Linked DNA regions of Mus musculus: region 2 is linked to region 1. The links are chromatin contacts, found by Hi-C in ENCODE. All regions are on one chromosome and are shown on one strand. The core of a region is the stretch at or near the end of the contact, and the rest is flanking DNA. Distances in the headings are between cores, read along the strand shown. Region 1 holds the start of Mgat4a (mannoside acetylglucosaminyltransferase 4, isoenzyme A). Region 2 has its middle 29 kb from the start of 4930556I23Rik.

Evidence for each region. Hi-C counts contacts between places; a loop is a spot of excess contacts on that map.
Region 2: a loop to region 1 is called in a map of left cerebral cortex, with 2.4 times the contacts of the local background. The contact joins the enhancer-like site here to the promoter of Mgat4a in region 1. A Hi-C loop is called at or near these places in 4 of 37 maps with a recorded cell type or tissue (adrenal gland, heart and left cerebral cortex).

The regions. Positions count from the first base shown.
Region 1 is chr1:37,539,002-37,544,278 of GRCm38, forward strand. Mgat4a (mannoside acetylglucosaminyltransferase 4, isoenzyme A) reads right to left here and starts at 2,015. Exons shown (of 16, transcript NM_173870.3): 1 at 1,964-2,015.
Region 2 is chr1:37,582,143-37,587,961 of GRCm38, forward strand. No RefSeq gene overlaps it. Among named protein-coding and RNA genes, the nearest start is that of 4930556I23Rik, 29 kb to the right of the region's middle. Within about 2 kb of position 3,784, at least 2 of the 3 ENCODE cell types and tissues checked have a DNase peak (open chromatin) inside an H3K27ac peak, as active enhancers do; they include left cerebral cortex, where a contact is called at or near this core.

The DNA of each region.
Region 1 (5,277 bases), core at 765-3,264:
CAAGCACTTGGGAGGCAAAGACAGACAGATATCTATGAGTTCGAGGCCAGTCTGGTCTACAGAGCAAGTTCCAGGACAGCCAAGGCTACACAGAGAAATCCTGTTTCAAGAAACAACAACAAAGAGAGAGAGAGAGAGAGAGAGAGAGAGAGAGAGAGAGAGAGAGAGAGAAGTTGTTTTATTACATACAAATGAAGCCTATATAAAAGTATAAATGCTATAGATTAGCCATCCATAATACCCCAGAAGCATATGGAGTATTAAATACTGGGCCTAAGAAGTTAGCAAACCCCATTTTAGGGAAGATACGGTTAGGGAATTCTACTAATAAGTTCTGACATCTCAAAAGGAGGAGGAGTGTTACACTCCACCGGAATGCAGCTATTCATTTTACACCAGGGTTTTCCAAACTAAGCTTCATCGTGAAGCACACGTGAATGAAATCTCCAGAGAGGAGGAAACAGAACACACCTCGTACCCTTAAACCACCCCAGGCAGCTTGAGGCTGGCTCGTTAGACACAGGTGACCTACATTTGTGTCCGAGGCCACATATGTGAATACTTATCTACCGCCCTTACCTTAAGACTGTCCTGGCTATATTAATTGATAACAACCAAGTCTTTGAACAAAAAAATGACTACGTAACTAGCCATTCCTCCATCCTCCAAAAGAGGCTTCAACTCTAAACCGCAGAATGAGGAATATGTTTTGTTAATAGATTTAACAATCTTGCATCTGGGTTTGTTTTTTTTTTTTAATTAAGTTTTTAAAGTGTTCTCTGAAATATCCCATATGTTCCACGGCTAAGAACACTTTGGTTAACATTTGGTAGAGTCCTTCATCAGCATCCCACAGACAAAACAGAGGTGCCTGAAAGAACAAGAGGCACGATTCATGACACCCCGGATCAATGAACACCATGACGTAAGCCTGCACAACTTTATAAACCGCAATTATGAAAAACTCATGCCCTTTCCACTTAGAGAACATAAATATTTCTTTTATACAGCTTACATAATTTCATTGTCTAGTATGTGTTATGATTTACACTCAGGGGTTAATGGAACCTATGTCACCATAACCTGTTAGTAAAACTATTCTTTAAGCATTTGGAAGAGAAAGGAGCCTGAACCACAGAGCGCGTGTTACATGATTCTAAATTTAGATTTTTACATTCAAGTGAATAACCATGTCATTCTTTTATCTTTTACTAAATAATTTGTCGGCAGCAAAAAGCACAACAGCAAAATAGATGGCAGGCTCGAAGAAGATAACATACCATCTACAGCTATTTCCGAATTCTAAATGTAAGCCGTGAACCCGCTCCTGAGATCACAACGCTTAGAGAAATAAAAGCGGGCGCGGGAAGCGTACCACTGCCACCACTTAACGCCAAGCCTTCCAGACATCACCTGTCACACCTGGAGGGGTCCGAGACCCCACCTGAGGTCGGGGAGGGGATCCCACTCGCCGCTTCCATGGGATGGAGGAAACCCAGGCCTGGGAGGAATCCGGGCTCGCTCCCCCCGTACCTCCCGGAACATCTTAGTTCCCCGCAGGCAAGCGGCCCCCGCCCTACCTGCCCCGCGGCGGCGCCACCTCCAGCCCCCCAGCCCCCCAGCCCTCCAACCCTCCAGCCTTCCAACCCTCCAGTCGCGGGATCCTGCCCGCAACTCTTGGTCTCGGTGCACGCGCACACAGCACTGCACTTTCCCGGTGCTCCGGGACCGCCCGAGGCTCCAGGCCAACCACCGGGAAGGAGCGCAGCACCGAGGGGCTGCGGCTGCGGCGAGGCGCGGAGGGCGGCCGGCCCGCGCCCCGCTCCCGGTTCCGAGGCCCGGTGCGCGCGCGATCGGACGGCGGCCTCGGGACGCCCCGCCTCAGCCACCAGCAGGTGGGTGTTCCGCGGACCCCGCCGTACTCCTCCTGGCCGCCCCCTGCCCGGCGCCCCGCGCTCCTCACCTGCCGCGGGCCAGGGCGCTTCTGCCGCGGCCGCCGGCGTCGCTGCTGGAGCCGCCTCCGCCGCCGCGGGCCGCGCGCCCCGCCCTCGCCAGGGACAGCCCCTGCCCAGCCCCCGCCCCAGTTCCCGCCAGCCATTGGCCGCCACTTCCCTAAGCGCCCCGCCGCCGCTGCCAGTGGCCGGCCAGCCTGTCACTCAACGGCGCAATAGAGCAGCCTATATATTTCTCCCCAGCCCCTTTTTGCATCGGTGTTGCGGCCGGGGCTGGAGCGCAGCCGCCACATCTGGCTTGTACCCTCCGGCCTGAGCGCATGCAACCTCGGGAGGCAACAAAGGCCCCAGTGAGCCCACGGAATACAACCTGGTCACCATGGCCTTTCCTCCTAGCTCTGGGTCCCATCTTCTGGCGGTCCAGGCGCGGTGACAGGTCCTGGCTCTAATCCAACCATAGCTTCCAAGGCCCGCTGTTCCAAGCATTACACTGCCAGCATCAGTGAGGAGCATCGTTATCCTCCAGCTTCCAGGAGGAGGCAGAGACGCAGGGAGGACCATTTGGAGCAACTAGAAGCAACAAATATGACTAGGGTTTAAAGGCACACCACTCAGTGCTAATGTCCCCGATTTTTCTACTATGCAGTGTTAGTCTTCCCTTCTCTCTTGAGCACGTGTCAGATGACCATTTCTTAAAGTTTAAAACTGGTTTCAGATCGAAATGGATGGACATCTATAGAAAACGTGAGTGGCCTGCCCCTGTGCACGTTATCTGTTAGCTATCAAGCCTGGCATATATTAAGATCTTTAATTGCTTCTTACCATAATCCCGGCAAATCTTTAATTGCTTATCATATATGTTAATCCCCATTTCTCACAGATGAGCTTAAAAGGTTAAAGAGTTTACCTGTGGTTACAGAGCTAATAAGATAAGAGATGTGTCTGTCCTCCCTGTTACCATAATCCTCCCAACAACACTGCAAAGACATACAAGAAATCAAAAAACTAGGAAACAGCCTTGTTCCTGGCAAACACCAAGGCAATAAATATCTGGATCAGAAGACGACAGTAATTCAAAAATAGAAAACTCTAGTATACAACATCGGAATGAGGGGTTTTTGTTTTTGGGGGGGACGTTTTTTTTTTGTCTCAAAATTAAGTGTTTAATAATTAGCTATTATATTTATAGGTTTCTCAGCTCTCCTGTGGTGAGATTTCTCTCCGTTGTTCCTAAGCTGTTTTCAAAATCCCAAAAGAGGCTCACAGTCTTCTTCCCCCAGCTCTGCACCAGCCGGGGTATGGGAGAAGCATGATAAACCCAGTGGCAGCTTTGCTTTCTACTTTGGGGGGAAATAGAGCTAAATTCCCTGTATAACTGTGCCTAAAACATTGACAGTTAGCAACCCAGCACTAGACTTCAAGATGGACACAAGCACTATAGATGGAACCCCTACCAGACACAGCGTCTGAAACACGGTTGGGGTGAATTGCTAATTCTCCTGTCAGCATAGACACACCAGGCCTTGCTACCTTTCTACTGTTCTGAGTGTCAGATCAGTTCACAGCTTCAAGCAGAGGAAGAAAATACTCGACAGGAGAGAAACAGCCCTTGAGCTATGTTAGGGTCAGCTAAAAGACTGAGCAACACAGACAGTCATTTTTCCGATATCCCAATGTTATACAGAGAGAAACTAGAGAATTTCATGGATACAAATAGTTATTTAGGCAACTAACCGCGATTAAACCCAATTCTCCTTAATTCAGAGACTTCTGCTTCTCTGTTTCCATTTTCACCTTTAGCAACCCACCAGCTATCGGATGACTGAATGAATCTTAAAAAGACCTATTTCCGCTTTCTCTATTTTTTCCCCCCTGGTAAAGGAAGGGAATGAGAGTGTTCACAGACATTTTCTAAGCAAAGATCAAGGTCAGATGAGAGGAGAAAAAGGAAAAGATACGATGTGGGTACGGACTGGAGTGGTACCTTCAGGAAGAGTACATATTCAGACTCTGTAAACAGGGAAACATCAGAAGTTAAAAGAAGCAATAGACATCCATGAATTGAAGACCTTTTATAATATCTTCTGTGCATTTATTCAGTGTGGGGTCACAAGCATGCCAAGGCACTCACACAGAGGGCAGGGGGCAACTTGTGGGAGTTTGTGCTGTAGAGAACTAGGGATTAAACTCAGGTGGTCAGGCTCCACAGCAGGAGCCTTTAAAGGCTGAGCCATTAAAAACACAAAGAGGTAGAGGGATGCCTTTTTCATTCTTCATTGCCCTTCATCTGGCAGAAGGACAGTTTTTCTAAGAAACTTTAGTCCCTGCCATGATTAAACTTGTCTCTATTCACATTGTTGAGAAGAAGCTGTGGCATTCAGTTGGTTGAGCTAAGAAACTGTGATGGTTTGAAATATGCCTGCTCAGTGTGAGTTAGAGTCCGTGATTCCTCTCAATCTTGTTGACATTCACAACCTTGAATTTTCCAACTATGTCCAAGGCTATCTGCTTAACTACACTTTAATAGCCACTCATGAATGATGTAAGTTTGATTATTAGTGCATGAGAGGAGACACAGCGGAAAACAACTGCCCATCCTGTGTTTCATTTCTTAGAAAATGATTAACTGGGAGTTTGAGTATAAAAGATTGCTTTAGTTGCTGGGCATGGTGGCCCATATCTATAATCTGAGCACTCAGGACACTGGGGCAGGAGGATTACAAGTTATAGACAGGCCAGTCTCAGGGCAAGTTTGAGACCAGTTTGACCTAAGAGATTCTCTCAAAACAAAACAAAATATCTATTATCATGATCAGTTTAATTAGCAATCAAAGTCAGTTAGTCCAAATCCTGAGTCTGATCAAATCCTGTTTTGTTTTTGTTGTTGTTTTTCAATCTCTCCTCTTGCTTTTTCACGGTGTTTTTAATTCCATGGCTTCTCTTTTTACCTTTACACTGTCAGTAAAACCAGAGCTGAGAAGTTCAGCCTGTAATGTCACCACCATTCTGTAGCCCAGAGGTTCTCAACCTTCCTCGCACTGTGACCCTTTAATGCAGTTCCTCTTGTTGTGATGACTCCGGACTAGAAAATTATTTCAGTCACTATTTCATAACTATAATTTTGCTACTATTAAGAATCATGATGTAAATAGCTGTGTTTTCTGATGGGTGACTCCTGTGAAAGAGTGAATCAACCCCAGAGAGACCACAACCCACAGGTTGAAAACTGCTGCTGTAGCTGTCCCTAACACAGCTGTTGAGCCATGGCTGTTCTATATACAAACATTCACTCTTCCATGAGCCCCCCCCCCGCCCCCGCCCCCAC
Region 2 (5,819 bases), core at 2,534-5,033, 45 kb after region 1:
ACACGGAGGATGGAGAAGTACTGGAACTGTCTCCTTGGATACCATGGGACAACTGCTAGAACGACTCCCAGGCTCAGGAAAGCCCTTGTATACGTTTATGGGTTTATCATTAAGGATAAGATTGGGGCACATAGGATGAAAAAGATGCACAGGGCAGAGTATGGGAGCTGGGTAGTCTCATACCCTCTTCAGGCTCACCACTGTATCAGCACTTCCATGTGTTCCCTGACTAGAGCGTGTACAAATCCTGCTATCTGCAGGCTCTTTATAGGTTCTGTTACTTAGACATTTGAGACTAAATCAATGGTCTGTGGCTATTCATTCAATCTCTGCTCTCCTCCTAGGTGGACCTGAACTAACCATGGTGGACCCAATAATCACGAGGCCACTTCTTCTCCCCTGAGGCATCATACTCCCCTACTCCATAAACTCAAGGATTGTGAAAGGGGGGCATAGTCACCTCTGTAACTCAGGACATTTCAAGGCCTTTAGAGCTCTTATCCCCAAAACCTGGGGTGAGAACTAAATGTGTATTTCAAATAACCTCACAACATACGGAGATCTGTACAGGGAGAGCAGATCTATGGGCTGAGAGATGCCTGGACCCTGCAGGTAATATTAGAGTACTGTGAGCTAGGGAGGCAGATTGCCCATCAGCACAGAGGTCTAGAAGGAAACGTACAATCAGGGCTGCTTAGCATAGGATGACAGTAACGCCACAACTGAAAGCAACACACACAGTATTTTTCTGTGGGTTTTAGGATGTATCCACACTCCCGAACTTCCTTTCCCTGAAGCACCCCTCAGTTTACTCTGAAGCATGGTTTGAGTCCCAAGGCCAGTGTCAACTTTCTACCAAGTCTCAATGGCAAAAGTCTGTTTTAATCTGCTCAGACTAATGTAGATCACATAGATGGCTTATAAACAACAGAAATTCTTGTTTCACAGTTCTGGAAACTGAAAGTCCAAGATCAAGGGTCTAGCAGATTGAGTGTCAGATAAAGCCTGAGTTCCATAGATGGTATCTTCTTCTTGCTGAATTCTCACCTGGTGGAAGAGTGGAGAGAGTTTGCATTACATGCACACACATGCATGCACATATACATGTGCATACACATACATACACATGCATACACACATCCACATCCACACATGTGCATGCACATGCACACACATGTGAACACATGTGCACACATGCGAACACATGTGCACACATGCTCGCTTACATGCACATACATCCACATGCATACATGCGTGCACATCCACATATGCACATATATGCACATCTGCACGTATACATCCACATTCACACACACATATACACATGCACACATACACACACGCACGAACGCACACACACATCTCTGAGGGCCCCACCTTCATAACCTAGCCAGTTCTAACGACCTCATTTATAATCCCATCCCACCAGAGGCTACATTTCAACGCATGAGTGTGAAGAATGGGCATCAACATTCAGAACCTGCTCTGCCTGTTTCTACCACCAGACTTGTTTAATGTCTATGTCCTGTGAATCAAGACCCTCTTAACACAGTACCTCCTCCCTCATTGCTTTCCTCCTTCCCAGTGCACACCCAGAACCTAGTTCTTGGGTGAACTTAAAGAGCTATGTCTCAGGAGTATGTCTGCGCTTTCTGAGCTCCAGAGAATGAAGATCTAACTGTTGGGTTTTGGAAACACCTGGTCACTGGGTCCTGGCCAGGTGCTCCTGAATGCTGTCCATTGTGTCCTTGGGGAGACATGAAAACTGTGCCAGGACATGTGCCTGGTTTTTCTTCCAGCAGCCAACCCTACCTTTTCCGGTCACGTTAAAAATACGTCTGAAACACCTGCCCACTTGCTGCAGCTTTCGCTGGCCCCACCTTTGGTAAATACACAGCTGCCACCACCCCTCTCTCTCTCCCCCCAGCTTGCTCTCATTGATTATTTCTGAATCGCGGACTCTCTGACAGCTTGGCTATGCCCAGGAAGGCGCTGATTTGCCTCTTTATGGAAGCAGTGTGATTCTTGGATTGTGACCCTCTCTGGTATAAAGGATCAGAAAGGACTTTGGGGTTTAGCTGCTGGCACAGGGCCTCCTGGAAAAACGTCAGGCACCCTTGGAGGTGTTTAAATAGTGCTGACAGGAAAGGACATCCACCACAGATTTATAATCTGTACCTTGCTAGGGGCCAAGACCAGCACAATGTACAAGGAATCAGTTGTTTAAACTAAGCAGGAAACAGATGCTTTCTGTTAAGCTGCTTATTATCAAAGTACCTGTCAAGCATCCCGTGGTTAGAATGTCTCTGGGAAGCTAGGAGAACTCCAGGTACCTGGCCTGCTCTCCTGTCAAACCCTACATCCCCGCACTGGGCAGTTTCCTTCTGGCATGGAAGAACTACATGTTTCCCCATGGGATGAGAGGCTTTGGGAAGAATCCTATAGGGATGAAGTTTGGTTGCAATAAAGGTGGAAGACCCATGACAACAAGTGTTGTATGTATTTGAGTAACTTCATGTGGGAGCACTGGTAGGTGTGTGTGTACCTGTGTGTGTGTGCATGTATGTGTGTGCATGTGTATGTGTGTGTGTATGTGTACATGCATATGTGTATATGTGTGTGCCTGTGCTTGTGTATGTGTTTGAATGTGCTTGTGTGTGTATGTGTGTATATGTATGTGTTGTGTCTGTCTGTATGTATATGTGTATATGTATGTGTGCCTGTGTATGTGTGTGTGCATGTGCTTGTGTGTTTATGTATGTGTGTATATGTGTGTGTGTGCATGTGCTTGTGTGTTTATGTATGTGTGTATATGTGTGTGTTTGTGTATGTGTGTGCATGTGTGCTTGTATATATGTATGTGTGCATATGTGTATATGTGTGTACCTGTGCTTGTGTGTATATATGTGTGTATATGCTTGTGTGTGTATGTGTGTACATGTGCTTGTGTATGTATGTATATGTACGTGTATGTGTGCATGCATAGTCATGGGAAAGCATACAAAGCATTCCTTTTGAGCTGTGTACCAACTTCCAACCAATATGAATGAACTTTTACCTTCCTCCAAGCTGGCTTAGGACCACAGAGGGAATTGGCTTTGTTCCTCTACTCTAGTGACGCCACCCCTTGCCCCTGAGTATTTCCAGTCCCATAGCCACTATCCACTAGAGCAGTGGGAGGGCTCAGCGAATGCATTTTCTTATGGCCATTGCTCACCAACCTGTTTATGAAAGAGGTTTGAGGCGTGACAGCCAGTAAATCTCAGTGTTGCATAAGGACAGACACTTGTTCTCGCAGTATATTTGAAGCCACTGTTGGGGGTGCCACTCAGGACTCTCCAGAGAAACAAAACCAGGAGCAGAGACACACTTGTGAAGATGCACGCATACACAGAAATACCCTCTCCTCTGTCTGTTGTGAGCTTAAGTCCTGACAAATCCATTGCAAGTTAAAAATAAATACCAAGTTTAAAAAAAAAAAAAAGAAAAGCATTCAATACATCCAGCCTAGCCCACCATGCTTGGTCACTTAATAGTCTGCAGCATGGCAAAGGTATCCACCATCAAGCTTACCCTGCAACTGACTGTCACAGGAACCATCCTGAAGTCGGCCTGTGAGAACAGAATGGGTATGTAGATACTCACCATTAAAACTCGCCACTGGAAGCACACTGGGTCTGCAGACTAAGAGAAACATTACATTCAAAGGAGAGCTGAGTGACAGGCACACCGGAAGTACTGAGTCATCGGTTCCCGGCTGGAACCTGCTCACCGTGCCAAGACTGCATTGCCAGCCTAGGGCTGGAAGAAAACCCAAACCTGAAGCGTGGTTTCTACTGAGTGACTGACTGTCTTTGTACCACAATGAAGTTGGGACTGCAAAAGCTGAACCATCGCAAACCCAGGACAGTGTGTCTGTGCAGTGTGGAGGTCTGCGGTCAGCTGTGGGGTCACGTGATTCTGAAGGCCCAGAAGGCTCCTCCATGTGCCATCTGTCAGTTGGAACAGAAAGGCTCATGGCACAGTTCAGAGGTATGAGCTGGAGAGCCAAAGGCATAAGTTCTACTTGGGTTGAAGTCTTGAGAAGCAGAGGCCCAGAAAAAGAGGAAAGACCGATATCTTCTCACAGAAGCCTGCTGTGCGGAAATTCCCAGAGCCTCAGTCATACCCTGGCATGCTGCCGCTGCAGCTGCATTTTCTGCTGGTTTCGCTTCCTCTTTCTCTTTAACCTCACAATATAGCTGCTAGCCTGGTCTCTGTATGGGAGGGGTCTGCATTCTGTGAGCCTAATTCAACAGTACATGCTGAGTACTTAGCCTTTGGCAGATGACACGTAAGACACATCAAAACAATCATCCATCATGATCAAGTAGGCTTCATCCCAGGGATGCAGGGATGGTTTAACATAATCCACTATATAAGCCAACTCAAAGACAAAAACCACATGATCATCTTGTTAGATGCTGAGAAAGCATTTGACAAAATCCAACAACCATTCATGATAAAAGTCTTGGAAAGATCAGGAATTCAAGGACCATAACTAGACATAATAAAAGCCATGTACAGAAAACCAGTAGGCAACATCAAACTAAATGGAGAGAAACTTGAAGCAATCCCACTAAAATCAGGGACTAGACAAGGCTGCCAACTTTCTCCCTACCTATTCAATATAGTACTTGAAGTCCTAGCCAGAGCAATTAATTAATTTTTAATTAGCAATTAAAAAGAAGATCAAGAGAATACAAATTGGAAAGAAAGAAATCAAAATATTTTGCAGATGATATGATAGTATATATAAGTGACCCTAAAAATTCCACCAGAGAACTCCTAAACCTGATAAACAGCTTCAGTGAAGTAGCTGGATATAAAATTAACTCTAACAAATCAGTGGCCTTTCTCTACACAAAGAATAAACAGGCTGAGAAAGAAATTAGGGCAACAACACCCTTCACAATAGGCACAAATAATATAAAATACCTTGGTGTGACTCTAACTAAGCAAGTGAAAGATCTGTATGATAAAAACTTCAAGTCTCTGAAGAAAGAAATAGAGGAAGAACACAGAAGATGGAAAGATCTCCCATGCTCATGGATTGGCAGGATTAATATAGTCAAAATGGCTATCTTGCCAAAAGCAATCTACAGATTCAATGCAATCCCATCAAAATTTCAACTCAATTCTTTACTGAGTTAGAAAGGGCAATTTGCAAATTCATGTGGAATAACCAAAAGTCTAGGATAGCAAAAACTATTCTCAACAATAAAAGGAACTCTGGTGGAAGCACCATGCCTGACCTCAAGCTGTACTACAGAGCAATTGTGATAAATAAATAAATAAATAAATAAACCAAAAAAACTGCATGGTACTTGTACAGCAACAGACAGGCAGATCAATGGAATAGAACTGAAGACACAGAAATGAACACCTATGGTCACTTGTTCTATGACAAAGGAGCTAAACTATCCAGTGGAAAAAAAGACAGCATTTTCAACAAATGGTGCTGGCACAACTGGTGGTTATCTTGTAGAAAAATGTGAATTGATCCATTCTTATCTCCTTGTACAAAGCTCAAGTCTAAGTGGATCAAGGAACTCCACATAAAACCAGAGACACTGAAACTTATAGAGGAGAAAGTGGGGGAAAGCCTCGAAGTTATGGGCACAGGGGGAAATTTCCTGAATAGAACAGCAATGGCTCGTGCTGTAAGATCGAGAATTGATAAATGGGACCTCATAAAATTGCAAAGCTCTGTAAGGCAATAGACACTGTCAATAAGACAAAAAGGCCACCAACAGATTGAGAAAGGATCTTTACCAATC